Regions from separate parts of the Homo sapiens genome. Here region 2 is linked to region 1. The links are chromatin loops, found by intact Hi-C in ENCODE. Cell type or tissue: Calu3. All regions are shown on one strand. Links, peaks and the distances in the headings refer to the core of each region. The heading gives the core; the rest is flanking DNA. Region 1 overlaps SUCO (SUN domain containing ossification factor). Region 2 overlaps SUCO (SUN domain containing ossification factor).

Evidence for each region. Hi-C counts contacts between places; a loop is a spot of excess contacts. Peaks named below come from ENCODE experiments on the same cell type or tissue, not always from the same donor. Only the 100,000 strongest peaks of a DNase experiment are listed, where the experiment ranks them.
Region 2: a loop joins it to region 1, with 2.6 times the contacts of the local background. A loop is called at or near these places in 10 of 110 quality-filtered maps.

Annotation. Positions count from the first base shown.
Region 1 is chr1:172,581,191-172,599,217 of GRCh38, forward strand. SUCO (SUN domain containing ossification factor) reads left to right here. Exons shown (of 24, transcript NM_014283.5): 16 at 3,828-3,896; 17 at 4,668-4,758; 18 at 7,570-8,736; 19 at 9,794-9,881. Among named protein-coding and RNA genes, the nearest start is that of SUCO, 57 kb to the left of the region's middle. In Calu3, for the core only: no CTCF peak of the experiment used is centred there; a DNase peak (open chromatin) is centred at 7,731.
Region 2 is chr1:172,534,468-172,546,553 of GRCh38, forward strand. The region is part of intron 1 of SUCO (SUN domain containing ossification factor); the gene reads left to right. Among named protein-coding and RNA genes, the nearest start is that of SUCO, 7.4 kb to the left of the region's middle. In Calu3, for the core only: no CTCF peak of the experiment used is centred there; no DNase peak of the experiment used is centred there.

The DNA of each region.
Region 1 (18,027 bases), core at 6,223-8,722:
TCAATTAATTAGACATAGAATCTTGTTTAGATACTTCTGTTTGGATCTTTCTCCTTGAAGGTATATCACTTAATTTTCCTTTTACAGATCTCTGGGAGGGCAAGGTTATCTTCCAGTGTTCTAGGTATTGAAAGAATTTATACAGTGAGATAAGATGGGTGGGAGGATGTCAGCTGAGTCTCTAAAATGAGATTTAAAATGATCTCCACCTCCTGAAGTTTTAGAACAAGAGAGGCAGTAAGAGCTGAGTGATAAGACTTTATTGTCATAAAACTTTATAGACTTGGCCTAACACTGCTGCCTTCTGTATCTGTGTCCTTCTACTCTTCTCTGAAGTTTGGGACTGAATTAGCTATAGCCTCCAAGGTGGTATAACTTGAAGAAGTAAATAATAAAGTGGAATCAGAACTTCAGTAGTTCTGATTCAAAGAACTGGTCTTTGGCACAAGAATGTCTTGAGTTTGACTATAATCATCACTGCTTTCTAAATTAGCTTGAAATTGGCCCATTTTGAAACTAGTTTTTTTTCTTGTTTTTAATGTGTACATAGTATCCACAAGCTAGAATTGTCTTTAATCTTAATAGAAACTCCTTTTCTTTTTGCTCTCAAGTAGTTACTAGTTATAGGAAATATGTCACCAGAATACTTTGCCTGTGCTGAGAGTTGGATGTCAAAGAGCATCCACACTGCATAAACATTCTTGATATTATATAATTTACTTAACTACTAAAAAGGGAGAAGCTGTTATCTTAGAGCAGCATTCTTGGCTTTGTGTGTATGGCTTCCTGATTCTTTTGTTTACATTCTTGAACTAAAACATTTAAATCTTTTACATCAGCAAGATTTCTCCATATCACTCTGATTTTCTTGTTCTTTGTCATGTGAATTTGCCAGACCTCTGCCTACTTTGATATTGGCGCAGGTCTGCCTTTGCTCTTAAATATGTGGTTTTGGTTTTTGTTAAAATCACCCTATCTGCTAAAGGGAGATAGGTGCATGTGCATGTTGAAGAGAAAATGTAGTTTTTACTTCTCAAGTATTTTTTGTGGAAAAAAAGTAGATCCTAGAAGGACCATTTTCCTAGAAAATGTGGGCATGCTTCAGAGATAGTACACATAGGAGGAAGTCTTTTTTTGTTGGTTTATCTTCTGTTGTATTATATAAACTCTTCAACTTCAGCAGCCTGGAAAAATGTTTGTTTTCTTTATCAAAAAGAGACATTGGAGCACTGAAGACTGAGTAAATAATATGGAGATATTTGGTCTTTAGGACCAAATATTAGGAGCATTTTATTCCTAAAGGAATGAGGCGGGATGAATAAGTTGCCCAATTCAAAAATTTAAAAGTTGACTAATCCAGGAGAAATTAGGGATATTTATCTCTAGTTTGGCAATTATATTCAAAGATGTCATTTTAGTCTATTCTGAAAGTTTTTTAATGGCCAGATAATCATGGTGTATACAAACTATCATGTGTTTAGATACAAATTGAAAATAGAATAGAATATTCACAATTCTGCTTTCTCTCAAAAGACAAAAAAGATACATTAGGCAGTGTTCTGTAAACATGGGAAAATTATTTTAGGTTAAATGGGCTGAGAAGAAATTTGCTAAATTTTGCTTTTGTTACCACGTTTCCTGAAATGATGATAATAAATAATATTTTAAAAGGGTGAATAGAAGGATCTTTATTGTAGGTACTGGTGTTAAAATTTAGGTTCAGAAATAATACTGTAAAGCTACTTTCTTTACACAGATTAACACATTTATCTTCTTGAATTATTTAATAATGAATGTCAAAAAATTCGAAATCTCATATAAGATCTCACTTTGAAACAAAGTATATAAACTGTTGATTGCACAATTTGGGTTTTGTGAAGCAGTCAGTTTTGACTATAGGTGGCAGTGTAGGTGGGGCATCATAAATAATATTGCAGTATTGGTTGGCATTATAAAGGGTGTATGAGGAAATAACAGTTTCCATTCCAGACTTCATCTTGGTTTATGAGGGAATACGGAGTTTCCATTTTTGTTATCTCATACCGCAGCATCTCTTTAGCTTAAGTAAGAATTAAGGCCACTTCTGTTTATCAGTTTGCCAGGTCAAAGGGCAATATTAAAAATGTTATTTAAACATTTTAAAATGGCAAATATTGAGCCTTTGTGTGTTACAGTAATGATTAGAAACAAAGTACCACTGCTTTGTTGACTTTCAGCGTATACACTCATAATTTCGTGAAGATCAACATTATGGCTGATTCCTAGCTATCACTTTAAAGCAGTTTGAAATCTGCTACTATTTCTCCCATCCTGAAGCATATATTTACAGGATGAGCTCCAGGCAGCACTCTTTGGTTTACTTGCAACCTTCCTGATGTAGTAGATTTTTCTCTCTTAGATCCTTTTCTACTTTTCACATCTCTGGTTTTCATTGAAAATATGATGAATACTCTGTGGATCGCTTTAGGAAGGGAGATTAAGACAGAAATAATGTATGATGATTAATATGTAGCCCCTGCCAGATCTTAGTATTTTAATAGTAGGAGTATCTGATACCAAAGAATTAACTTCTAGTGGAATTTCAAAGGTTAGACTGGGAATGAAAGTTAATTTCACTTGAAATTACATCACATTACTGGAAGGAAGGTCTTCTATTCCCAGTACCATTTTTTATGGAGTTCTGATATTTTGTTATGCTCATGTATAAATATATCTATGTAGATATTGAGGTTTGTACCACTTTTTTCATGTAAATATCCTCCTTCAAAAGAGAAGTAGGGTTAGCAGGTATGCAAATTGCTTTTTACAACACTTTGTTTTATGACCTTGACTTTTCATTAATCTGCCCCATACCTGTCCCCAGCCAATTAACTAAAGAATTTGTATGCTTTATGATTTAAAAAGATTGCTGTTTTGGTCAATGAGTTTTTTAAAAGTCATCAAAGAGATTTGATTCTATGCAATATCAATTTAGAATTTAACCATATTACCATAGATATGATAGGCTAATCATTGAAAATGTTTTCTGCTTTTTTTTGGATAATCTCTGTTTTGTTTTTACCTGTGATAATCACATAATGTAGGAAAAGCATTTGCTTTTTTACACTTTTTTAAAATTTTAAACTGTAGAGAATTTTTAAAGAAAAATAGGTTTTTCTGTAAAATAAGAATTTTGGTCATCACATTTTTTTCCCTGTCCCAGTACAGACTGTATGTTGAGTTATACTTGAGTTTATAGTATGCTGAAGACAGTGTTTTGGTAAAGTGTCTAGGGAAGTTTTACAAGAAAAGTATATTTAAGGCCAGGCGCGGTGGCTAACAGCTGTAATCCTAGCACTTTGAGAGGCTGAGGTGGGCAGATTTCCTCAGCTCAGGAGTTTGAGAGCAGCCTGGGCAACACAGTGAAACCCTGTCTCTACTAAAATACAAAAAATTAGCTGGACGTGGTGGCATGTGCCTGTAGTCCCAGCTACTCGGGAGGCTGAGGCAGGGGAATTGCTTGAACCTGGGAGGCAGAGGTTGTTGCAGTGAGCCGAGATTGCACCACTGCACTCCAGCCTGGGCAACAGAGCAAGACTCCGTCTCCAAAACGAAAAGTATATTTAAATATAAAATTCCTTTTGAACATAAAAATTTAGATACACACTTTACACTTTTGGCTAAAATTTATTTGTGTCCTATATTGGACTTTAGTTGTGAGGTGAATACAAAAGTAACCAGTCAAAAAATGCAAAAGATCATTCTAAATGATTTTTTGACTATCTGATATTAATTTATATTAGAATATTTAGGTATTTGGTACTTTTTCTGATTGAATTTTGTTTTAGATGCCATTCTAAATATGGTGAATATTGCTGCTAATATTCTGGGAGCAAAAACTGAAGACCTGACAGAAGGTACCTAATCATTTTATGGGTCTTTTAAATAGCTGGTACTCCAGGGATCCTTATATTTAGGAAAATCAAGTAATGAGTTAAGAAAATTTGATTGTTTACATTTAGAAATATAGAAATAATTCAGAGGAACTTACCAATCTTTATTATTCATTGTTTATTTGAATTTCACAAGTTCTGTTTTATAAAAGAATACTGTCTATATAAAACTTATGAATTTGCCTTTTGACTTCTCCTAGCTCTAATATTAATAGCAATGATTTTATTCCTTATCTCTTTACCGAGATTTTGATGTCCTAATGGTACTTCAAGTATGTTATTCTTTTATGTGTTAAATAGCTACTTGATTTAGAAAGCCATCTTTTCCTTAGAGAATGACAGATGATAATATTTTTGGCAAGAAGAAACAGTCTTGCCTTTTTGTTTTTTTAAAAAATGCTTAGATCCAAGTGAACACTTAAAATGACTCATTTATTTCCTCTCATTTAACAACTCTTTCAGTATCTAGAAGGCATATTAATCACGTAAGGTTACACAACATTCATAGTCACCTGACTTGATTTAATTATCTGAGAAATTGAGAAACGATATATATTACTTGTGATCTTATATGATCATTTCTTCCTAAAAGAACTTTGATTTTTTAAGAAAAAGTCTGCAGTAGCAAACCTATTTGGCTTTTTTCTTCTCTTCCAAGAAATTTGTTTTAGTAAAATATTTTCATGGTACAGCTTTTAAAATTGAACTCAACATTGGGCATCTTTCTTAAAATAGGAAATAAAAGTATATCTGAGAATGCCACTGCCACAGCTGCACCTAAAATGCCTGAATCAACTCCTGTTTCAACTCCTGTTCCATCTCCTGAGTAAGTTATAATGTGATATTAAATAGAATTTTGTTACAATGGAGAGATAAGTATATTAGTATAAAAAAAGGAATTTGTGATTTGTGTGTGAAATGATTACCTGTAGAGAGCTCTGAATCATAGGATAGACATTCTGTGGCCACTTAGAAAATCTGAGTTGCTTCTTCCCATTAGTGTATATGCATACTGGGAATATAATTCAGATCAAACTTTTTTTGGGGGGGGTATTATATATTACTTTCATTATTCACAACAGTGACTCTTTTCCATACTGGAAATAATTGACCTTACTCTGCAGGTATAGGCTTGAGGACAAATTTTAAAGGCCCCCCCTTTTTTTTATTAAGTTCAAGTTTAAAAGCATTGATCTGTGGTATCCCTAGAAAGCTACCAAAATACCTAGAGCAGTGGTTCTTGAATAATGTATTTGCCACACAGCAAGCTCTTAACTGTTCCATTTCTCTGAATCATGTAGGCCTTTCCCCAGGTTGCAGTGGGGACACTTTGGGCAGGGATGTATCTAAATAGGTAATAGATATATCTTTTACCTTTTTTGTCTTTTCTGCCAGAGGTGGTTACTTTAGTTGGTACCTCTACTTCTTACCTATAATAAATAATAAGCTTATAATGATTTGGATAATCAGGTAGTTATTGTAGACTTAATTTATGTATATTTCATTAGATACACTCCCTACAAAACTTTGCAAGTCCTTTATCTTAGAACAACTCTACTTAAAGAGTATAAGATATTTGAAATGAACCACTTAGTTCAAGATAGTATGTAATGAGACCTGCAGTGGGTATGCTTTGAACTGCAATTCCTGAGAACTATACTATTTCAAAAATGATATTTTGATGCTTTGAAAGGCATAGTGAGAAAATTATATTATCCTGTGTTAATCCTGAAAGTTACTGGAGATATTTATTGGGTAATTAGAAAATATAGCGTATGTGTTATTGATTCTGAAAAGGACCTAAGAAATCTATTGGGGATAGAGACATTCTTGGTGTTTCTAATTATGTGGAGCTGTGATTGCTGTTCCTGATTTTGTAACTAGGTTTCTTCAGTTAACAACACGCTATGTCGTATTTTTCAAAACTAAATAAAACTGATTTGGTTTTTTATATATATATGTACACACTTTCATACACATATGTGCACAAGTAGGAATATTTGTTGAAAGCTGTAGTCACAGGCTAACGTAGCAGTTTTTATTTTTCCATATTAGTTTTTTAATAGATATTTTTGCATAATTTCTTATTCAGTATTTCTTCATGTTTGTCTTAAATTCTTTTTAATGCTTTTGAAGTAATCTTTTGAAGCAAATATGTGAAAATGAAGGAATCCATGATAGGATGTCACTGTTAAAGTTACGGAAAGCCAACTTATTTTCTTTTCCTAGGTTTTAGTAGGTTTTGCCATGTGAATTTGAGAAAAAACTTTTAAAGTATATTTCTGATTACAGTGTGTATGATGGGATATAACATCTGTATTCAGTATTTTTTACCAAATTCAATATAATTTTTCTCTCTCCCCTTCTTCAGACATTACTTGTTTTTACTGTCATAAATTATTTGGTAGAAAAGCAATATATTACCTGAATATGTAAGAAATATTATTAGAGACTAAATATATATGGCTATAAATATCTTTTTATTTACCGAAGTGTAGTCTAATTATGTTTTAATTTGGTCCATTTACTGTTTTACTACCAAAATGAAAGTCTACATCATAGATACTATTTTATTACTTTCTTCTGTCTTTGCTATTGTGACATTAGTCTTTATTTGAAGACATTTCCTGGCATGCTTAGTAATTTTTCAGAATGGGAAAATGTGTGTTTGAGCATAATTATTTTTGGTATTGAAATTACCATATTTTTTCATATTGGACTTTTTATGTATAAGGCTACACCCAGTAATTAACTATCTTTATCTTGGAAGGAATCACAAGCATTATAATTTATAACACTGTCCCCATAAGCTTCATCCCCCCACTCTCCTGTATGCCACATACATACTCCACAGCCTCAAAATGGGATAGAATATTAATAGTGGCACTAGTAGTTTAATAGCAGCACTGTTAGCATATCATAAGCCAGAATTGTTATTAAAGTGGTTAGGTATTTGGCTTAGAAGATTAGCCTAGATGATAGCAAAATTATTTTAGGAAGGGAGATATGTTTCTTGTCCTTAAAGTAGATAATCCTATGTGTGTAGGTGTGTGTGTGCGTTGTGTGTTTAATGCTGTATTGGAGTTCCTCAAATCATTCTTAGAAAAATTATGTTTGAGACCAACCTAGCTGCCTTTTGAAAATAGGGTATTCAAGTACAAAGTGCACTCATAAATATTAAGAATCCTAGATTCTAGTTTTAGCTCTGGACCTTATTTAAGCTAGTTTATTAAGCTAGCTCTTAGTTGGCTTAATTTCTGATGTGTAAGGGATAGTGAAGCTTGTAAAGATTCAGTGAATATTTATGAGAGGAAAGGAACACTACATTCAGTGAATGGAAGTATTCACTTAGAAACAATTCTTAAACAGATTAAAAGAAAGCAAGTTTGATATGGTAAATATGGTGGTTTGAGTCATCTGGCTAGTCACTTGATAAATAGTATTTCTCTTATCATTTCTGAGCAGTATTTGTTTTTATAATAAAAGTGTTTTGTAGGTGAAACATTTATCCAAAAACAAATTTCTTCTATATTTCCAACCTTTTATCTTCTGTATGGATACATTTATTTTTCTTTAACATATTTCAACTTTAGACTTCTAAGTAAGTGATTTATAATTATGATATATGTATTTCTAGGTATGTAACCACTGAAGTACACACACATGACATGGAGCCGTCAACACCAGATACTCCAAAAGAGAGTCCCATTGTACAGTTAGTTCAAGAGGAGGAAGAGGAGGCAAGTCCATCTACAGTGACCCTTCTGGGCAGCGGTGAACAGGAAGATGAATCATCACCCTGGTTTGAGTCAGAGACACAAATATTTTGCAGTGAACTGACCACAATTTGTTGTATTTCTAGTTTTTCAGAATACATATATAAATGGTGTTCAGTTAGAGTTGCTCTTTATCGGCAGCGCAGCCGAACTGCTTTGAGTAAAGGAAAAGATTATCTTGTGTTAGCTCAACCACCCTTACTACTTCCTGCGGAATCAGTAGATGTTTCAGTATTGCAACCTCTGAGTGGAGAATTGGAAAATACGAATATAGAAAGGGAAGCTGAAACTGTTGTTCTGGGTGATTTAAGTAGTAGTATGCACCAGGATGACTTGGTGAATCACACTGTAGATGCAGTTGAACTTGAACCAAGCCATTCTCAAACTCTTTCTCAGTCTCTTCTTTTAGATATTACCCCAGAAATCAATCCCTTGCCTAAAATAGAAGTATCTGAGTCTGTTGAATATGAGGCAGGACATATACCATCACCAGTGATTCCCCAAGAGAGTTCTGTTGAGATCGATAATGAAACAGAACAAAAGTCTGAGAGCTTTAGTTCTATAGAGAAACCATCTATTACCTATGAAACAAATAAAGTTAATGAGTTAATGGATAATATTATAAAAGAAGATGTGAACTCCATGCAAATTTTCACAAAGCTGTCTGAAACAATAGTGCCACCAATAAATACAGCCACTGTACCCGACAATGAAGATGGGGAAGCCAAAATGAATATAGCTGACACAGCAAAGCAAACTTTGATTTCTGTTGTGGATTCTTCTTCATTACCTGAAGTAAAAGAAGAAGAACAGTCTCCAGAAGATGCCCTTTTGAGAGGGTTACAGAGGACAGCTACAGATTTTTATGCTGAATTGCAAAATTCTACAGATCTAGGATATGCTAATGGAAATCTTGTACATGGATCAAACCAAAAGGAGTCAGTATTTATGAGACTTAATAATCGTATTAAAGCCTTAGAAGTTAACATGTCTCTCAGTGGTCGCTATCTGGAGGAGCTTAGCCAAAGGTAAGCTTTATTATGAATTAGCACAGTCAGCTTCACACAGTGAGTTAAGCAGCATAGAGTATGACCTGTGATTACAGGAGAGGATTTAATTATCTCATGATATAATAGAGGTAAGCGCAATTTTAGCAAGAGAGAGAAAGAAAGCTACTTGAATGCTGATCAGTGCCTTAATGAATTGATTTTTTGTTTTTAATTTTAAAAGTACTTTCCAGTGACAAAACACTTTTATTAGGCTGGCAACAAGTTTGAATTATCTATACTCACTTTCACCTTTTTTCGGTTGCTTAACTTTAGCCACTTTTTCTGCTTGATTCCCAGAGGGCTCATGGAAAAAAATGATAGTATATAGACCTTAAAGCTTTTAGTGGAATTTGACCAGATATCACTTAAGAGTTTAGATAAGTGAAGACAGAGATGGACTGAACTGGATGATTGGGCACATTTGCAGTTTGCTCTCTTTTAAACAGGTCTCGGCATCCTAGTTCTAGTTGTAATAATTTCTGCTTTTAAGTGCCAGAGACAGTGCCAATTCATTAAGACACCAGGCCTGGCTTTTTAAACCTATTTACTCTTTTTTTTATCCTCTGTGTGTCCATTGTCTGTCCTTAGGGCTTCTCTACCAACGTTTTGCAAACATCTAGGCACAAGTGTCCAGAGTTCCTGAAACACCACCTTTTCTTACATCTCTTAAATTGAAATGCCACTAATAAGGTGTCACCAAGGCAGTCTTATATCTGAAGTAGGAAATTTTTCTAATCCATACATAGAATTAATTGGCTAATCATGTGTGTGTGTGTGTTCATGTGTAACATGCCCACTTAGCTACCCCATACCTGCTCTTACTTTTCCCTACCTCCATCTGCATCCCAAGGGAACCACAGAAATTACTAAATTTTACATAGCAGAAGATAAATAGAATTGTATTGCATAGGCCTGAATAAGAGTCACTTTCAGAAAAATAGATTTGTCTCATATATCAAAATCAGAAGTATGTTTCCATTACTAAGTGGAATAAGTAAGAAATTAAAGCTGATTTAGACCAATTCTTACTTCATAGGTACCGAAAACAAATGGAAGAAATGCAAAAGGCTTTCAATAAAACAATCGTGAAACTTCAGAATACTTCAAGAATAGCAGAGGAGCAGGTTGGTTTCTACATCCCTTATTTACTTTTTATATAAATTTCCACTGAATTCTGTAGGGTCTCACTGGTAAACAGTAAGTATTGTAGTTTCACTTTTTCCCCCTGCTAGCTGGTGTTTAAGCCTGTTATATTAATGTGATGTCATGTTTGGAAAGTTACATAGCTATTAGCATCATTATCTTCTGTAGAGAAAGATTTGTTTAATTTTTTTTTTAATTATACTTTTAAGTTCTAGGGTACATGTGTACAACGTGCAAGTTTGTTACATATGTATACAAGTGCCATGTTGGTGTGCTGCTGCTGTACCCATTAACTCGTCATTTATATTAGGTATATCTCCTAATGCTATCCCTCCCCCCTCCCCCCACCCCACAACAGGCCCTGGTGTGTGATGTTCCCCACCCTGTGTCCAAGTATTCTCATTGTTCAATTCCCACCTATGAGTGAGAATGTGCAGTGTTTGGTTTTCTGTCCTTGTGATAGTTTGCTCAGAATGATGGTTTCCAGCTTCATCCATGTCCCTGCAAAGGACATGAACTCATCCTTTTTTATGGCTGCATAGTATTCCATGGTGTATATGTGCCACATTTTCTTAATCCAGTCTATCATTGTTGGACATTTGGGTTGGTTCCAAGTCTTTGCTATTGTGAATAGTGCCACAGTAAACATACGTGTGCATGTGTCTTTATAGCAGCATGATTTATAATCCTTTGGGTATATACCCAGTAATGGGATTGCTGGGTCAAATGGTATTTCTAGTTCTAGATCTCTGAGGAATCGCCACACTGTCTTCCACCATGGTTGAACTAGTTTACAGTCCAACCAGCAATGTAACAGTGTTCCTATTTCTCCACATCCTCTCCAGCACCTGTTGTTTCCTGACTTTTTAATGATTGCCATTTTAACTGGTGTGAGATGGTATCTCATTGTGGTTTTGAATTGCATTTCTCTGATGACCAGTGATGATGAGCATTTTCTCATGTGTCTGTTGGCTGCATAAATGTCTTCTTTTGAGAAGTGTCTGTTCATATCCTTTCCCTACTTTTTGATGGGGTTGTTTGATTTTTTCTTGTAAATTTCAGTTCTTCGTAGATTCTGGATATTAGCCCTTTGTCAGATGGGTAGATTGCAAAAATTTTCTCCCATTCTGTAGGTTGCCTGTTCACTCTGATGGTAGTTTCTTTTGCTGTGCAGAAGCTCTTTAGTTTAATTAGATCTCATTTGTCAATTTCAGCTTTTGTTGCCATTGCTTTTGGTGTTTTAGTCATGATGTCCTTGCCTATGCCTATGTGCTGAATGGTATTGCCTAGGTTTTCTTCTAGGGTTTTTATGGTTTTAGGTCTAACATTTAAGTCTTTAATCCATCTTGAATTAATTTTTGTATAAGGTGTAAGGAAGGGATCCAGTTTCAGCTTTCTACATATGGCTAGCCAGTTTTCCTAGCACCATTTATTAAATAGGGAATCCTTTCCCCATTTCTTGTTTTGGTCAGGTTTGTCAAAGATCAGATGGTTGTAGATGTGTGGTATTATTTCTGAGGGTTCTGTTCTGTTCCATTGGTCTATATCTCTGTTTTGGTACCATTACCATGCTGTTTTTGTTACTGTAGCCTTGTAGTATAGTTTGAAGTCAGGTAGCATGATGCCTCCAGCTTTGTTCTTTTTGCTTAGGATTGTCTTGGCAATGTGGGCTCTTTTTTGGTTCCTTATGAACTTTAAAGTAGTTTTTTCCAATTCTGTAAAGAAAGTCATTGGTGGCTTGATGGGGATAGCATTGAATCTATAAATTATCTTGGGCAGTATGGCCATTTTCACGATATTGGTTCTTCCTACCCATGAACATGGGATGTTCTTCCATTTGTTTGTGTCTTCCTTTATTTCCTTCAGCAGTGGTTTGTAGTTCTTGAAGAGTTCCTTCACATCCCTTTTAAGTTGGATTCCTAGGTATTTTATTCTCTTTGAAGCAATTGTGAATGAGAGTTCACTCATGATTTGGCTCTCTGTTTGTCTGTTATTGGTGTATAGGAATGCTTGTGATTTTTGCACATTGATTTTATATCCTGAGACTTTGCTGAAGTTGCTTATCAGCTTAGGGAGATTTTGGGCTGAGATGATGGGGTTTTCTAAATATACAGTCATGTTATCTGCAAACAGGGACAATTTGACTTCCTCTTTTCCTAATTGAATACCCTTTATTTCTTTCTCCTGCCTGATTGCCCTGGGCAGAACTTCCAGCACTATGTTGAATAGGAGTGGTGAGAGAGGGCATCCTTGTCTTGTGCCAGTTTTCAAAGGGAATGCTTCCAGTTTTTGTCCATTCAGTATGATATTGGCTGTGGGTTTGTCATAAATAGCTCTTATTATTTTGAGCTACATCCCATCAATACCTAGTTAATTGAGAGTTTTTAGCATGAAGGGTTGTTGAATTTTGTCAAAGGCCTTTTCTGCATCTGTTGAGTTAATCATGTGATTTTTGTCTTTGGTTCTGTTTATATGATGGATTACATTTATTGATTTCCATGTGTTGAACCAGCCGTGCATCCCAGGGATGAAGCCAACTTGATCGTGGTGGGTAAGCTTTTTGATGTGCTGCTGGATTCGGTTTGCCAGTATTTTATTGAGGATTTTTGCATCAATGTTCATCAGGGATATTGGTCTAAAATTCTCTTGTTTTGTTGTGTCTCTGCCAGGCTTTGGTATCAGAATGATGCTGGCCTCATAAAATGAGTTAGGGAGGATTCCCTCTTTTTCTGTTGATTGGGACAGTTTCAGAAGGAATGGTACCAGCTCCTCTTTGTACCTCTGGTAAAATTCATCTGTGAATCTGTCTGGTCCTGGACTTTTTTTGGTTGGTAGGCTATTAATTATTGCCTCAATTTCAGAGCCTGTTATTGGTCTATTCAGAGATTCAACTTCTTCCTGGTTTAGTCTTGGGAGGGTGTATGTGTCCAGGAATTTATCCATTTCTTCTGGATTTTCTAGTTTATTTGCGTAGAGGTGTTTATAGTATTCTCTGATGGTAGTTTGTATTTCTGTGGGATTGGTGGTGATATCCCCTTTATCAATTTTTTTGCATCTATTTTTTTCTTCTCTCTTTTCTTCTTTATTAGTCTTGCTAGTGGTCTATCAATTTTGTTGATCTTTTCAAAAAACCAGCTCCTGAATTTATTGATTTTTTTTTTTTGAAGGGTTTTTTGTGTCTCTGTCTCCTTCAGTTCTGCTCTGATTTTAGTTATTTCTTGCCTTCTGCTAGCTTTTGAATGGTTTGCTCTTGCTTCTCTAGTTCTTTTAATTGTGATGTTAGGGTATCAATTTTAGATCTTTCTTACTTTTTCTTGTGGGCATTTAGTGCTATAAATTTCCCTGTACACACTGCTTTAAATGTGTCCCAGAGATTCTGGTATGTTGTGTCTTTGTTCTCATTGGTTTCAAAGAACATCTTTATTTCTGCCTTCATTTCGTTATGTACCCAGTAGTCATTCAGGAGCAGATTGTTCAGTTTCCATGTAGTTGAGCAGTTTTGAGTGAGTTTCTTAATCCTGAGTTCTAATTCGATTGCACTGTGGTCTGAGAGCCAGTTTGTTATAATTTCTGTTCTTTTACATTTGCTGAGGAGTGCTTTACCTCCAGCTATGTGGTCAATTTTGGAATAATTTTGTGGTGCCGAAAAGAATGTATATTTTGTTGATTTAGGGTGGAGAGTTCAGTAGATGTCTATTAAGTTGGCTCAGTGCAGAGCTGAGTTCAAGTCCTGGATATCTTTGTTAACTTTCTGTCTTATTGATCTGTCGAATGTTGACAGTGGGGTGTTAAAGTCTCCCATTATTGTGTGGGAGTCTGAGTCTCATTGTACATTGTAGGTCTCTAAGGACTTGCTTCATGAATCTGGGTGCTCCTGTATTGGGTGCATATATGTATTTAGGATGGTTAGCTCTTCTTGTTGAATTGATCCCTTTACCATTATGTAATGGCCTTCTTTGTCTCTTTTGATCTTTGTTGGTTTAAAGTCTGTTTTATCAGAGACTACGATTGTAACCCCTGCTTTTTTTTGTTTTCCATTTGTTTGGTAGATCTTCCTCCATCCCTTTATTTTGAGCCTGTGTGTGTCTCTGCACATGAGATGGGTCTCCTAAATACAGCACACTGATGGGTCTTGACTATCCAATTTGCCAGTCTGTGTCTTTTAATTGGAGCTTTTAGCCCATTTACATTTAAGGTTAATATTGTTATATGTGAATGTGATCCTGTCATTATGATGTTAGCTGGTTATTTTGCTCGTTAGTTCATGCAGTTTCTTCCTAGCCTTGATGGTCTTTACAATTTGGCATGTTTTTGCAGTGGCTGGTACCAATCGTTCCTTTCCACTTTTCGTGCTTCCTTCAGGAGCTCTTGTAAGGCAGGCCTGGTGGTGACAAAATCTCACGTTTGCTTGTCTGTAAAGCAGTTTGTTTCTCCTTCACTTATGAAGCTTAGTTTGGCTGGATATGAAGTTCTGGGTTGAAAATTCCTTTCTTTAAGAATGTTGAATATTGGCCCCCACTCTCTTCTGACTTGTAGAGTTTCTGCCAAGAGATCCACTGTTAGTCTGATGGGCTTCCCTTTGTGGGTAACCCGACCTTTCTCTCTGGCTGCCCTTAATATTTTTTCCTTCATTTCAACTTTGGTGAATCTGACAATTATGTGTCTTGGAGTTGCTCTTCTCGAGGAGTATCTTTGTGGCGTTCTGTGTATTTCCTGAATTTGAATGTTGGCCTGCCTTGCTAGGTTGGGGAAGTTCTCGTGGATAATACCCTGCAGCATGTTTTCCAACTTGGTTCCATTTTCCCCGTCACTTTCAGGTACACCATTCAAATGTAGATTTGGTCTTTTCACATAGTCCCATATTTCTTGGAGTCCTTGTTCATTTGTTTTTACTCTTTTTTTCTCTAAACTTCTCTTCTCGCTTCATTTCGTTCATTTGATCTTCAATCACTGATACCCTTTCCTCCACTTGATCGAATTGTCTACTGAAGCTTGTGCATGAGTCACGTAGTTCTCGTGCCATGGTTTTCAGCTCCATCAGATCAATTAAGGTATTCTCTATGCTGTTTATTCTAGTTAGCCATTCGTCTAATCTTTTTTCAAGATTTTTAGCTTCTTTGTGATGGGTTTGAACATCTTCCTTTAGCTCAGAGAAGTTTGTTATTACCAGTTGTCTGAAGCCTACTTCTGTGTACTTGTCAAAGTCATTCTCCATCCAGCTTTGTTCTGTTGCTGGCGAGGAGCTGCATTCCTTTGGAGGAGAAGAGGCGCTCTCATTTTTAGAATTTTCAGCTTTTCTGCTCTGGTTTCTCCCCATCTTTGTGGTTTTATCTTCCTTTGGTCTTTGATGATGGTAACGTACAGATGGGGTTTTGGTGGAATGTCCTTCCTGTTTGGTAGTTTTCCTTCTCACAGTCAGGACCCTCAGCTGCAGGTCTGCTGGAGTTTGCTGGAGGTCCACTCCAAACCCTGTTTGCCTGGGTATCACCAGTGGAGGCTGCAGAACAGCCAATATTGCAGAATGGCAAATGTTGCTGCCTGATCCTTCCTCTGAAAGCTTTGTCTCAGAGGGGCACCCGGCCCCATATGAGGTGTCAGTTGGCCCCTACTGCGAGGTGCCTCCCAGTTAGGCTACACGGGGGTCAGGGACCCACTTGAGGAGGCAGTCTGTTCATTCTCAGATCTCAAACTCCATGCTTGGAGAACCACTACTCTCTTCAAAGCTGTCAGACGGGGACGTTTAAGTCTGCAGAAATTTCTGCTGCCTTTTGTTCAGCTATGCCCTGCCCCCAGAGACGGAGTCTACAGAGGCAGGCAGGCCTCCTTGAGCTGCGCTGGGCTCCACCCAGTTCGAGCTTCCTGGCTGCTTTGTTTACCTACTCAAGCCTCAGCAATGGCAGATGCCCCTCCCCTAGCCTCACTGCTGCCTTGCAGTTCAATCTCAGACTGCTGTGATAGCAGTGAGCGAGGCTCCGTGGGCATGGGACCCTCCGAGCCATGCACGGGATATAATCTCCTGGTGTGCCATTTGCTAAGACCATTGGAAAAGCACAGTGTTAGGGTGGGAGCGTCTCAATTTTCCAGGTACCATCTGTCACAGCTTCCCTTGGCTAGGAAAGGGAATTCCCTCACCCTTGCACTTCCCGGGTGTGGCGGTGCCCCGCCCTGCTTTGGCTCACACTCCATGGGCTGCACCCACTGTCCAACAAGCCCCACTGAGATGAACCCAGTACCTCAGTTGGTAATGCAGAAATCACCCGTCTTCTGCGTCGCTGATGCTGGGGGCTGTAGACTGGAGCTGTTCCTATTCGGCCATCTTGGAACCTTCCAAGAAAGTTTTCTTTAGCATTATTCATAGTACATTGTGTGTGTGTGTTAAATAGAAACATAGAGGACTTTCCTGCAACTTTGTTAAACTCTAAAATATTTTTGTTTGTATTTTTTTTAATGTAGATAATCTTATTGACTGCAAGTAAGAACGGCTTTGTTTCTTCTTTTTGATCGTCATACCTTTTTTTTCCCCCTATCTCTTGGCTAGAGCCATATAGTGATACAATAGGACTGGTAATTATGACCGTTCCCCTATCTTGCTGATTTTAAGGGAACTATTCTAGTATTGCACCTCTAGTGTGATATGTGTGTTGTCACATAATAAAGAAATTTTACACTTTTCTAAAAGGTTATTTGGGTCTCGGGGATGGTGAAGTGAGGAGGCCTTATACTGCGGAGTTTTGTTAGGTGCATCTTACTTTCCTATTCATGGCACGTTATAAATTGGAGATACACTTTGCAAATATTTTCTCCCAATCCATTACTTGTTTTCTTATTCTCTTTACAGTGTGGTTTGAAGAGCAGAAGTTTTTGATTTGTTGAAGCCCAATATATCAGTTTTCTCTTTGCTCTATGAAATATTTGCCTAACGCAAAATCACAAAGATTTTTTCCTTTGTTTTTTCTAGAAGCTTAATAGTTTAGTTTTATATTAGGCCCATGATTCATTTTGAGTTAACTTTGATGTGTTACAGGGTATGGATCAAAGTTCTTTTTGGAAAGTCAGGGTTAGAAGAGCAAAGCATATAGACATCCATTTGTTCTAGAATCATTCGTTGGAATGAGCGTCCTTTCTCCACAGAATTTCCTTTGTATATTTGATAAAAATCAGTTAACCATATATATGTGGGTCTGTTTCTGGGCTTTTGTTCTATTGATCTGCTTGTCTATCTTTAAGGTAATAACACAATGTTATGTTTGTTGTAGCTTTATATTAACATTTTTAGTCAGCTAATGTTAAGTCCTCCAATTTTATTCTTTTACAAGATTGTTTTGGCTGTAGTAGTTTTTTGCGTTTCTGTGTGGATTTTAGGCTCAGCTTGTTAATCTCTACCAAAATTGAATCTTGATTGAGATTGTGTTGATGAATTTATAGATTAATTTGCATAATGTCATCTTAATATTAAGGCTTCTGACTCATGAACGCAGTGTGTTATTTAGCTTTCATTAGTTTGAATACGAAAGCCCCTTCCTCTGTATTTTCTCTTTGCTGATATGTAGCATCTATGTCTTGTGTCTCAAAGACTTATGTGAGTACTTTTCAACAATGTTGTATATTAATAGTATTGGAAGTTAATCCTGATTAGAAGTGTTAATCAACTTACTAACTTTAATAGCTTGTCCTTTAAATGTTTATAACTGTCTTGAATTCATCAGAGTCAAATGTAAGTCAGGATTCAAAAGAAACAATTTAAAAAGTCACATTTAGCATTTTGGAAAGATGAAGTAGGATAGAAAGTACCATAGTGGATCACAGTAAGGGAAGTAAGTGAAATATTTTGTTACAGTTTTATACACCCCCCCTCTCCACACACAGGTACACAGCTTTTTAAAAAAGTTTTTGAATCAAAATATGAAAAACTTAGGTCTAGAATAATAAATAGCTATGTAGATATTTCATATAAGGTCCTAAAAGAGTTTTAGATTTCCTTGACTTCTTCCTGCCCTCGTTTCCTCCTCCCTAACTTTATTAAAAGTTCAAATTTTCGACCATCCTGGCTAACACGGTGAAACCCCGTCTCTACTAAAAATACAAATAATTAGCCGGGCATAGTGGCGGGCACCTGTAGTCCCAGCT
Region 2 (12,086 bases), core at 1,512-4,011, 51 kb before region 1:
TGGATGCCTTATGGATTCCAGAAGCACTGAAATTGTAGAGTTGTTGCTCACATAAAATAATACATAAACAAGGGGAAGAGAAAACACTCGCCTGGCTGAGGGATTTTTATTGGAAGAATGATAGAAGTTTTTGAGAACAAAAACAATTGACTTATTACCTTTCATTCTGAATCCTTTTAATACCCGTCTCCTGTTTTTAATAAAATCCTCCCCTTTCTACTTACTGTGTTGGGTACGGAGAAGTGCCTGTAAGAGATAAATCCACTCACCTCATTTTAAATTTAAATTTGTAGATACTGAAGCTTGTATTCATTTCCATCTCTTTCTGGGGCTGCCTAGTTATATTTGTAGACTGTGTATTTTCTTTCCTCTTTCTTCTTGGTCTTGCCCATCTTTAAACCATGTTATTCATCATCAAAAGTTTCTGAAATGGCTAATAAGGAAAAGGTGAACACTTTCATTCAAGTTTAAAAACACACCAGTATCTCTGGCTTTTTTTAATTTTTTAATTGGATGGTGTAAACGAAATCAAGCAATAGAATGTGATTCTTACAATCATTTGTAAATTTAAGTTAACTCTGCTTCTATTTCTTTTGGGAATTTCTGGCTATCTTTTGATTAAGCTAACCCTCAGTATGTTTTCTCACCTTCAATCATTAGCTCTAGTGAAGAGCTAATGAATTTCCCTGTTAGGGAACAAATCGGTTGGCCTGGTATTGAAAGTAGTAGTAATAAACTTCTGTCAAGTTTTTTAACTCCTAGTGAGGAAAATGGATGTGGAGAGTTTAAGAGTGTGAACATTTTAAGAAACTTTAGCTTAAGAAACTATTGGGTTAGTATATTTTGAGATTTGTTTAGACTGCCAAATTTAGAGACATTTTAATTATTCTTTAGCAAAACGATTAAAAGGCATTAAAATAGGACATTAAGGCTTAAAGGGTTTTTTAAAGGGTGATGATGATGAATGAGATTGGGGAAGAGGAGTGGTACCTGGTGCTGATTGGCAAAGGGTATGTTTTTTCTTTGAAGCCTCTGCTTTTGTGCCAAGTTGGAATTAATGGCACTTAATGGATTTCTAACTTTTGCTGCAATCTGGTGTGGTATTTCTTTTCCCAACAACCTCATTCCCTTTAACAGAAATGGCTACCAACAAGTCCTAGGGTTAGATAAAACGTTTGCAAGAGTTGATGAGTGCCTTTTAGTAGCCACTTTTGTCTCTTTTGTTATTCACAAATTGTCTCAAAATTTTGTGATCCGTTTCTGTTTTGTACATTGAGTGCTGTATGTCTGTTCTACAGTATTCTAGTTTCTGAGGTTTCCCCTCTCATGCTACCAATATTACTGTGTTATGTTTACTATCATAATTTTGTAGATCTTGATTATGTCTCCCCTCTGCTTTTGTCTTGTAGCCTTGAGTACTAACCTTAGATTATGTTTACAGAAAAACCATTTCATCTATGTCATTATTAATTTTTGTTGCTGTTTTTTCCTTTTGCATAGTTTATAATTTTTGATCAAGTAGTATAGAGTATTCTAGGCATAAATGCACTATAGCTGCAGCACAGAGCAATGATAGCTAATATTTGCTGACAGCTGTGTGTCAGACACATGATGTTTACTTGACAATAACACCTTTAATCTTTATAAGAACCCTATAAGATAGGTATTATTATTAACTTCCTTTTGCATTTTACATGTGAGGAAGTAGAGAGGTTAACTTGGCTAAGTTTAAGCAGCTGTTAAGCTTCGGAGCTTAAATTTGAACCTAGGCAGCACAGGCTCCTGAGTACTTTATAGGTCAGAGGCCTGTATTTTATATATGTGGCTCCATCATTTACTAGATATGTGTTCTTTGACTTGTTATGTAACTTCTTTGAACCTTAGTTGTTATATCCTCAGAATGGGGAAATTGATCCATTCATACTTCACAGGGTTGTTAGGAGGATGAAATAATACAAATGACAGATCTTTGTAACACAGTAACAGCGTATTATGTAAATATTTCATCATAACATTATTCAACCACATTTTGTTCTCATACCTACTGTGCCAGATGTTTTTATGAGCACCGAAAATCCAAGATAGAGGGTCACCAGCTTGTCTTGGTTTTAACACTGGAAGTCGCATAACCTAGGAATTCCCTGCATTAGTTTCTTATGCCTGCTGTAGCAAATTGACACAAATTTAGTGGCTTGAACAACACACATTTATTACCTTACAATTCTGTGGATGAGAAGTCCAAGATATGTCTCACAGGGCTAAATAAAGTTAAGATGTCAACTGGGCTCGTTCTTTTTGGAGGCTCTGAGGGGAGAATCTTTTTCTAGAGGCCACCTGTATTCTGTGGCCCCTTCCTCACATCAGCACTCCAACCCTTTTTTCAGTCCTTATGTCTACTAATGACTGGTCCTCCTGCCTCTTCCTCTTATAAGGACTATTGTGATTACATTGGGTCCAGCCAGACATTCCAGGATAATCTCCCTATCTCATAATCCTTAATTTAATCACATCTGCAAAATCTCTTTTACTATGTAAGGTAACATATTTAGGGATTAGGATGCAGACATCTTTGAGGGGGGCGCATTATTCAGCCTATACCCTATACCATACTCCCTCAGTCCTGGGCAAACTGGGAAAGCTGCATCACCCTAAAGAGGAAAAAAACATAATTAGTGGATATTCTGAGTGTGTCCCTTAATTAGTAAAACCTTGTGCATCCACCTTAATTGTCTATAAGTTATGTACATGTGCCAATATAGTAATAGTATATTAGTGTATGTAATTAATGCAAGTTAGATATTTAAGAAAAATGAGAAAAAAATAATAATTTCTGTTAACGGTACCTTTTGTTCTCATTAAAATAATAATTTTTAGTGAGAGCTATGTGATTGACCTACTAGATTATTTTATGTCATAGTATAGAAGAGGAATAGCTTCAACTACTTAGGAGTCAGCCCTGTCATTTTCTTGTTGGCTGTGCTTGCATTATTAAATTCTTTGCAGTAATTTTTTTAAAAGCTGCTTCCCGATGTTGTGAGGGTCAATTCAGTTAAAACTGAATAATTCCTAAGTCTACCTAACTGGGGAAACATAAACCACAGTGAATCATGGTGTGCTGTAAGTAAAACCCATTGTTTGTGGGACTTCCACTCTTTCCCTGGGTTTCTGTATGAATCCTTACATTAATCTTAGTAAAACTTATTTTTTAAAACTAAACAAATCTATTCTTCCTTCACCCCAAAGGATCATCTTGGAGAAGCTTATATTTAGACTTTCGGGAAGAGCTTGACATTTAAACAAGTCTCATACATTTGGCAAATATAACAGGTACTTACAAAGGTTTTTAGGAACAGCAAAGGAAGAATTCATATCCTACTTGTGGTTCTGTCACTAACTGTATGTCTTTGGACAAGTTACTTCTGTGAACCTCAGCTCTCATCCATAAAATGGTCTGCAGGATGGATAGTTCACAATGAGCGAATTTTGTTGTAGGCAGAGAGAACACTTACCCAGTTATCTAGAGCGTGAGTGTATGTGAGGAGAGATGGGAAGGGAGGCTAGAGCTAGGTTTTGAAAGGATTTGATTATCATGCAGATGAATTCTAATTCTAACCACCTGACAGAGGATGAGTAAGTGAAGTGGTTTAAACTGGAGAACAGGAGCATGAGGTCACATGGATCTTTTAATTAGATTGCTGTGGAGGGTAAAGTGGAATGTAGGGGACGTACTTTGGAGGCACGAGGTCCTAAGTCGTGGTCCCACTAGAAGAGAGTTGATATCTAAATCAAGATGTTGGCCTTTTTGTCCTTAGTAGTAATTTTTCTGAGTATGTCAGACCAGTTTTTATCAGTTTAAGAGGTTTATTTCCTGGTTTGTGATTACATTTCTGTACCCTTTTGCTTTTTCTCTCATGATTGCTGGTCTATTAATATACATAAGTGAGCAGAAAAAAATTTAAAAACTAGAACAATATATAAGCTGTTTTTTCTTTTTTGAGGTGATGAATAGAGCATATTGGAAACATATCGATAAAACATTTTGAAAATTCCCCAGGAAATCTGGAGGAATTTTTTTGCTTGTTTCTGCTTCTGTCTCTAAACTTTCAAGGTACGGAATCTATTTCTTTTCTGAATAATATTTGAAATAAATAAAATAATAAAACAATCCCACTTCTCCAAATCATTTGATGCCTTTTTTTTCTTTCCTTGAATAAACCAATGAAAGATGACCTTTACAAAAATGATTTTTTTAGTGGAACTTAATGTGAAAGACTGAGGAAAAAAAGTTTATCTTTGCTCTAGGATATATATTCTGAAGAAAGCACCTGGTATTTTTATTTATAAGAGGTGTCGGGTCATACAGTGTCAGATCCCTTCAGACAAGTTAGATGAAGCCACTTAATAGGAAAAGGTCTGTGAAAGAAGGTGTGTGACATCTTTGCATAACACTTGAACACTGTGTCCAATAAAAGACGGCAAATGACGTGTTTCATGTTGGTCCTTTATGTTATTAAACATTTGAGGATATACTGGAATGGAAGCAGGCAGTAGGGTTGACAGGCAATGGAAAAAATAAAAGGTATCAGCTCTTTTGAGTATTGGTTATTTCATTTTTCGTTTGTTCATGAACTTGTACATCACTCTTTCACTTTTCTCAACAGTCTGAATGGAGAAAAGAATCAATATGTATAATTAATATTCTTATGCTTATAATGAAAGGGAAACTTATAAAAATTTAAGTGCTTTATTATTCTCAAGTCATCTTCAAATAGAAACACCTGTATGTACGTGATGCTTTTGTTTAGTAGTTTATACATAACTGGAAAGAGATGAAATCTCTTGAAACTTATCTACATGTTTTAGATTATACTTTAGTGCCAGTTGTATGTTATGTTTTTCAAGGCCATATTTTAGACTAATTTAAAAGTCAAATTGTACATGTCACAAGGGAATAGGAAATTGCTTTTGAATATTTGCAGTATAAGAGTGTTAATCCTTTGGGATGAATTTGTTTAATAAATGCAAGTTTTTTTGAAAGAAGATTTGGTTTTAGGACTTTATAATTAATTGCTAGTTAAAATTATTTTATATTTTACATGAAAGTGACACCTGGCTGTATCAGAAAGTATTCTGTAACATTAATACGGTTCATAGGTACTAAGCTAATTTTGTATTATTATGTAGCGTTTGTAATCTACTGGAGAAAAAACATGTAAAGGCTAAGAACAGTGCCTCACTCGTAGTAAGCACTACTGTATGAGTTATTCATTGACTCTAGCTACTTTGGTAATTTGTTGAGTAGAAATAAGATGGCCTAGGTTTCAGAGTTAAAAATGGGAATTTATAAATCCACTTAAATATTATTTGATTATTCACAATGTATTTGGTGTGATGAAGGATACAGAAGAATTGTGAGACTTGAGCTCTGTATATAAGCTGCTTGTTACAATACAGATAGTGGTGTAGTGTGAAAGGCATAAAACTATGTCAGAGCTTGGTTGTAGTTCTTTCTTTTCATTGTTAATATGAACATTTATTGAGTGATTATTTCTCTTCTAAGTACTAAATACTATTCAGTGTAATATGCATTAAATTATTTTATTCTCTGTATAGATGTTTTAAGGCAGACACTCCATTTTAAAGATGAAGAAAGGTGGGCACAAAGAAGTTAAGTTCTTAACAGCTTGCCCAAGTTCTTACAGCCAGGAAGCAACAGAGCCAGAACTAAGAAGGCCAGGTTCTAAGCCTGTGTTCTCTTAACCGGTATGCTGTGCTGCCAGTTGGCTGGTAGATGGTCTTGGGCAAGTTTCTTCACTTTTTCTAGTTAATAATTTTATCTGGCAAAGTGTCAGTTTTTTTCATCTGAAAATGTGGGTGCCTGTATTAGCCTAGGAAGGAATGGACATTGGAATTGTTCATGAAACTTTTAAAAGAAATACGCATACCTAGGATTCTTACCTTGTAGATTTTGTCAGTAAGTTTGTGATACTCTTTTATGCATTCAAGTCTGTATTACTGTATTAGGTGAACTCAGTTTATTTTTTATATGTCTAACATTCTAAGATACTTGATTTGAATGTTAATAAACAACACATAAAACTGAACTGCATAGTAAGTGCTTAAGAGGAGAAAATGAGGGCTAGAGTTCTCAAGGAAGGCTTGACTTGGGTTTAAGGGAAATGTGTGGTTTATAAACTCTGCTTCTGTGCAAACAGGAGCTTCATGAGCTGAAATAAGATGTACTGGTGTTGATAACATGAATAATGGCTATTTCTTTGTGTGTGCATGTGTATGTCTGTCTGCCTGCTTGCAGTGGGTAGATGGCACTTAATTGTCAAGGAGAAAGAGAGTTATGAATGGAAGAGATAATCTAGTTGATATGGGTAAGAGTGGTAGTAAACAGAAAAGCCTGAGGAGAAAGAGAGAGATTTCAGAGATTGTGGTAGATTTTGCAAACCAGTCCAAAGAATTAGATAATAAAGATTCAGCAAGAAAAGTGGTGTTGTGAGAACATTATTTTGACATAATTGTGCTAGATTTGTTTTTAGAGGAAGGAGACTTAGAGGGGTGAATACAATTGGCTTTCCACATCCACAGATTCAACCAACCTCAGGTTGAAAATATATTTTAAAAACAATAAAAATAACAATACAACAATAAAAATACAAATAAAAACAATGTTGTATAACAGCTATTTACATAGCATTTACATAGTGTTAGGTTTTAAATCACCTCTAGATATTATATGGGAGGATATGCATAGATGTTTTAAATCACCTCTAGATATTTTAAATCACCTCTAGATACTTATATGGAAGGATATGCATAGATGTTTTAAATCATCTCTAGATATTTTAAATCACCTCTAGATATTTATATGGGAGGATATGCATAGGTGATATGCAAATGCCATTTTATGTAAGAGACTGGAGCATTCTCAGATTTTGGTATCTTCGGATCCTGGATCCAACCCCTTCTGGATCCCAAGGGATGACCGGGCTAAAAAGCCCTTGGAGTAATTGAGGCTTGTCATAAGAAGGACTTCATCTTGGCAGTAGAAATAAAGAACAGGGTACAATAAATAGAGATTTTTGAGGAGGTAAATGATTTAATTTTGTGAAAGGTTGGCAAGCTGGCAGTAGTGCAGTGCAGTGCAGCAGATAACAGCATTAGGCTAGGATTCTAAATAACTGGATTTTAGTTTGCCTCTAACCAAACTCTGTTCAACATCCCCTTTCTGTTGTCCATCTCAATGCAAAGAGATATTTACTTAGGCTTCAGTGTGCTGTATCCTATACAGGATTCTGGTGGACAAAACAAAGTAACTGCTTTCTTGGAGCACACTGTCACTGAGAGTACATTCTAGGGCCTAAAATTATGAATCTGTGAAATAAAGTTCAATGAGAAAAGAAATGTTAAGCATTTTTTGTTTGTTTTCTGTTTGTTTGCTTGTTTGTTTTAACTTGGGCAACTAGAAGAATTGGTGGTGGTCAAAAAGAAGTGGAAGAGTTGGCAAAGGGCTTGGAAGGGGAAGGAGCTGTTAGTTGGAGGTGAATGGAATATCCAAGTGGAGACATTTTATGGGCACTTAAAAATGCAGACTTGAATGCAGATAAAATTTGGCCTGGAGTGCCAGGCACGGTGGCTTATGCCTGTAATCCCAGCACTTTGGGAGGTCGAGGCAGGCGGATCACCTGAGGTCAGGAGTTCGAGACCAGCCTGACCAACATGGAGAAACCCCGTCTCTACTAAAAAAAATAGAAAATTAGCCGGGCATGGTAGCGCATGCCTGTAATCCCACCTACTTGGGAGGCTGAGGCAGGAGAATCACTTGAACCTAGGAGACGGAGGTTGCGGTGAACCAAGATCGTGCCATTGCACTCCAGCCTGGTCAACAAGAGCGAAACTCCGTCTCAAAAAAAAAGAAAAAAAGTTGGCTGGAGTTATCCTCGTAAAGCAGAGGTCCCCAGCCCCTGGGCTGCGGACCAGTACTGCTCCGTGGTCTGTTAGGACCCTGACCTCACAACAGGAGGTGAACAGCAGGTGAGTGAGCATTACTGCCTGAGCTCCACCTCCTGTCAGATTAGCAGCAGAATTAGATTCTCATAGGAGCATGAACCCTACTATGAACCACACACGCGAGGGATCTAGGTTGTGTACTCCTTATGAGAATCTAATGGCCCCCCACCCCATCCATGGCAAAGTAGTCTTCCATGAAACTGGTCTCTGGTGCCAAAAGGTTGGGGACCGCTGTCATAGAGGGAATCATTTTTGAAAGAGAACATTGGACTTTTGAAACAGAATAAAGAAAGGTGCCAAGCATAGTAAAGCTCTGAAAGAAAGGAGGAAACTGGAAAGGATGGATGGAAAGAGATTTAAGGAAGTCATTTAAGTGGTCAACAATATAAAATGTCTTAGATAAGTTTGGAGAGCTTGAAAACTGAGAAACTTTTCAAAAGAGGGAAGTGATTGATAGCTTTTGGGAGTGGAGAATAATAGAAGATATTTGGAGAGCTGGTAGGCATGAATTCCACACATTTGTTTGGTAGCCAGGAGATGTAGAAGAGTACATAAAAAAAAAAAAGTTAACATGTAGAGTAGCTTCATACTTGTATGCTGCAACCCATTTTACACAGTGCCACTGGATTTGTCTTACATGCAGCTTTGATTATGTCAGTCCCCTGATGAAATATCTTTCAAAGGCTCCTTGAAGGATAAAACTTTAAACCTTGATAATTTTTAAATGCCTGCAGTCTGACCCACACTTACTGTTGTAGCTTTATTTTCTGCTTTTCCTAATAGAGACTTTGTTTGAGCATGACTGATCTGTTGGCCTGGTAGTAATTTATTTGAGGACTATTTTTGTAGTCTCTAATTGAAAATTAAGGTAACAAAACTACTGTCACTTGTGTTTTAGAGGCTAAATACACTGTACCCAATTTCTGAAAATATATTATTATCAAGTATAGGGCATGATTATTTCCAGCATCTTAGAGGACAAATTGTATTGGCTGAATTTCTAATGGTAGGTTATAATGGTAGGATATAAAAACAGAACATATCACATTTGTTTACTAAGTGCTTCTCTATGTTGGATCAATGAAATTATGGGCCAGTTTAGTGAAACAATTTTCTAATAGAATTTGATATGTGGAATATTAAGCTAAGAAAATTTAAGACCCAATCCTACATCAGAGTGAAGTTAAAAGTCAGAACTACTGAAATGCAAAGGTTTAATTAGAAACAGGCACTAGAACATAGAACTTTCTCAGCTAAGCTGTACAATTGCACGTGATTTGACTATGGACTGTTGATGCAGCCAAATAGAATAAAAACTGCAAGGAGAAAGAGGCCCAGTATGCTCTTACCTATTAGCAGATAGACCAAGCAGAAGAGAAGCAACCTTAAAAGAGCTCCAGACTGATACGTGGTTTAGAAGAATATCTGTCTTTTAATAAAACATTGTGATGGAGAGAAACTAGGTTGCTTAAGCAAAGGCACTAGAGGCCTGGTGATCTTTTGGTCTTGTTTTATTACCAGTGTTTGACCAAAATGGCTTCCACATTATTCACCCATTTCCCACAAGTTTCTCAATACTTACAGGATTTCAGTAAATTTTTTCAGATATCCAGGAAGTAATATTCAAAAACTACAATTTTCACTGATAACTTTAACCATACTGCGCTAATTGAGTGGCTGGCACTATATTTCTGTACAAGGGATTAACTTTGAATTTATGTTTAAGAAGCAATTCTTTGTTGCCTAGTTTAGTTATTTCTTTTACCACAAAGTGTTTTCTCATTCTTCTTTTTAAAGCTCTGAAAAAGCTTTTCTAATTCATAGTTCAAAGTAGGAGCTCAATAGATCATCATGCTGGCAACAGGGCAGTGTATTCTCTGCCTTGGAGTTGCTTAGTCTTATGTGAGAAACAAAAATAAACAGTTAATTTCATTTCAGTGTGTATGTGCTCAGGTAGAGATAGCCAAAGGGCTGTGGGAATTTAGAGCGGGCCACCCACCAACCCCAGATTGTGGAAATCAGGAAAATGTTTTAGACCCTTATTAGTTTCTTGCCCCAAGAGAGAAGAATTATAGGTATTGAGTTATGTTTTAGATAGTGGGAGTGGGAGCAGGTACAGAACATTCTTGAAAGAGGGAACAGCATGAGCCAGAGACATGAGACAGCACAGTCTGTGTTCAAGGAACTATTACAGGTAGCTCTGTATCGCTGAAGCATAAAGTGAAAGGCAGGGAGAGTGACAGGAAATATGAAGCTGAAGACTTAGTAGAATTTTAGAGATTTTTAAATAGCATGTGGAGAGAAGCTTGAGTTTTGTCATGTAGTTAATGGAGTCTGTAAAAGGTCTTAAGCAGGGGAATGGTAGTGTGATAATTTACTGTTAGATTTTTGGCAGAGGTGTGAATGGTTGATTTGCAGACGTAGCAAGTTAGGAATTAGGGAGATCTGTTAGGAGGTTGCTCTAGGTAAGAGATAAGGGCTTGAGTTAAGGCAGTCAGAATGGGGATTGAGAAATGATTTGAAGAAATTTAGAGTAGAATAAACAAGATGGTCAAGGGAGGGTGAAGGCAAAGGAGTAGTCACAGGTGTTTTTCAGGTTTCTAGTTTGAGGACTGGGTAGATAGCAGTACCAGATGGTGGGATCAAGGATATAGGAGGAAGAGATTTGGAAAAGGAAGCTAATGTATTCAATTTTGGATTTAGATGTTTTTGAGATACCTTGGAATATGAAGGAAGAGAGATGCAACTTTTAAATGAGCTTTGTTTATCCTCAACATTAAGGTAGGGTATCACAGAAGGGTTTTAAGGAATGGACCAGTTAGGAAAAGATAAGGGCTGAAGATAAAGTTTCAGTAGCTGTCAACTAAAAACCATGAGAGTACGTAAGTCTCCTATGTAGAATATAAAGGGAAGATTTCAGAACCAAACCCTTGGAGCATCAGAATTTAAATAGTGAACAGAAGCAGCATATCAAAGGAGACTCAGAAACAAGAGTCAGTGTGAGATGAAAAGCAGAAGTGTGTAATTTGACAAGTCAAAGAGGAGATGGTTTAAGTTAAAACAGCAGTCAGAGGTACCACATGCAGCAGGGAAATCAAAAAAAGCTAACTTCTGCCACACCATACTAGTCTCAGTGGTACAATGAGGACAGAAACTAGATTTCAGCAGGCTGAGGACTAAATAGAAGGTGAAAACATTGAGATTACAAGTATAAACTACTGTGAAATTTGATAAGTGAAAGTAGACAGAAAAGGTAGTGGCTGATAATAACTGACATTTCAGCACATATTCTGTGCCAGGCTAAGCATAGCATATACATTTATTTCAGTTCCTCCTAATAAGTCAATTTTACAATGTTGATACTGAGTTGAGGCATATAGGCTGGCCTGCCTGCCTTCCGTCCTTCTGTCCGTCCGTCCGTCCTTCCTTCCTTCCTTTCCTTTCCTTTCCTTTCCTTTCTTTCCTGGCAGGGTCTTGCTCTGTCCCCCAGTCTGGAGTACAGCAGCATGATCACCACTCACCGCAGCCTTGACCTCCCTGGGAACTGGTGATTTTCCTTCCACCTCAGCCTCCTGAGTAGCTGGGACCAGAGGTGTGCGCCACCATGCCTGGCTAATTTTTGTATGTTTTGTAGAGACGGAGTTTTGCCTTGTTGCCCAGGCTGGTCTCTGACTCCTGATCTCCTCTTAAATTTGTCCATACTCTTGGATTAAAGTATTAATCTAATTTTTACAAATAAGGAAACTGAAGCTCATAAGTTGCCCATCACTCACCTTGCAAACTTAGATCTCTCTCCAAATTGTTGGATTTTTCCATATTGCTACGTTTCATGTTTAATATTTTCTAGCCAACAGATAAATGAAAAGAAAGGTAAGAAGATAACACTGTTACATTCACTCAAGAATTGGTGATACTGGTCAAAGCTAGATACAGCATAATACAAAAATAAAACAACTATCACAAAGGAGAAGTTCTGATTAACTACTTCATGATTTTCGTAGTGGCAACAAGTGATAAATATGAAGGCCGTGTAGTAGTGGCTAAGAGGCGCAGGCTTCAGAGTCAAA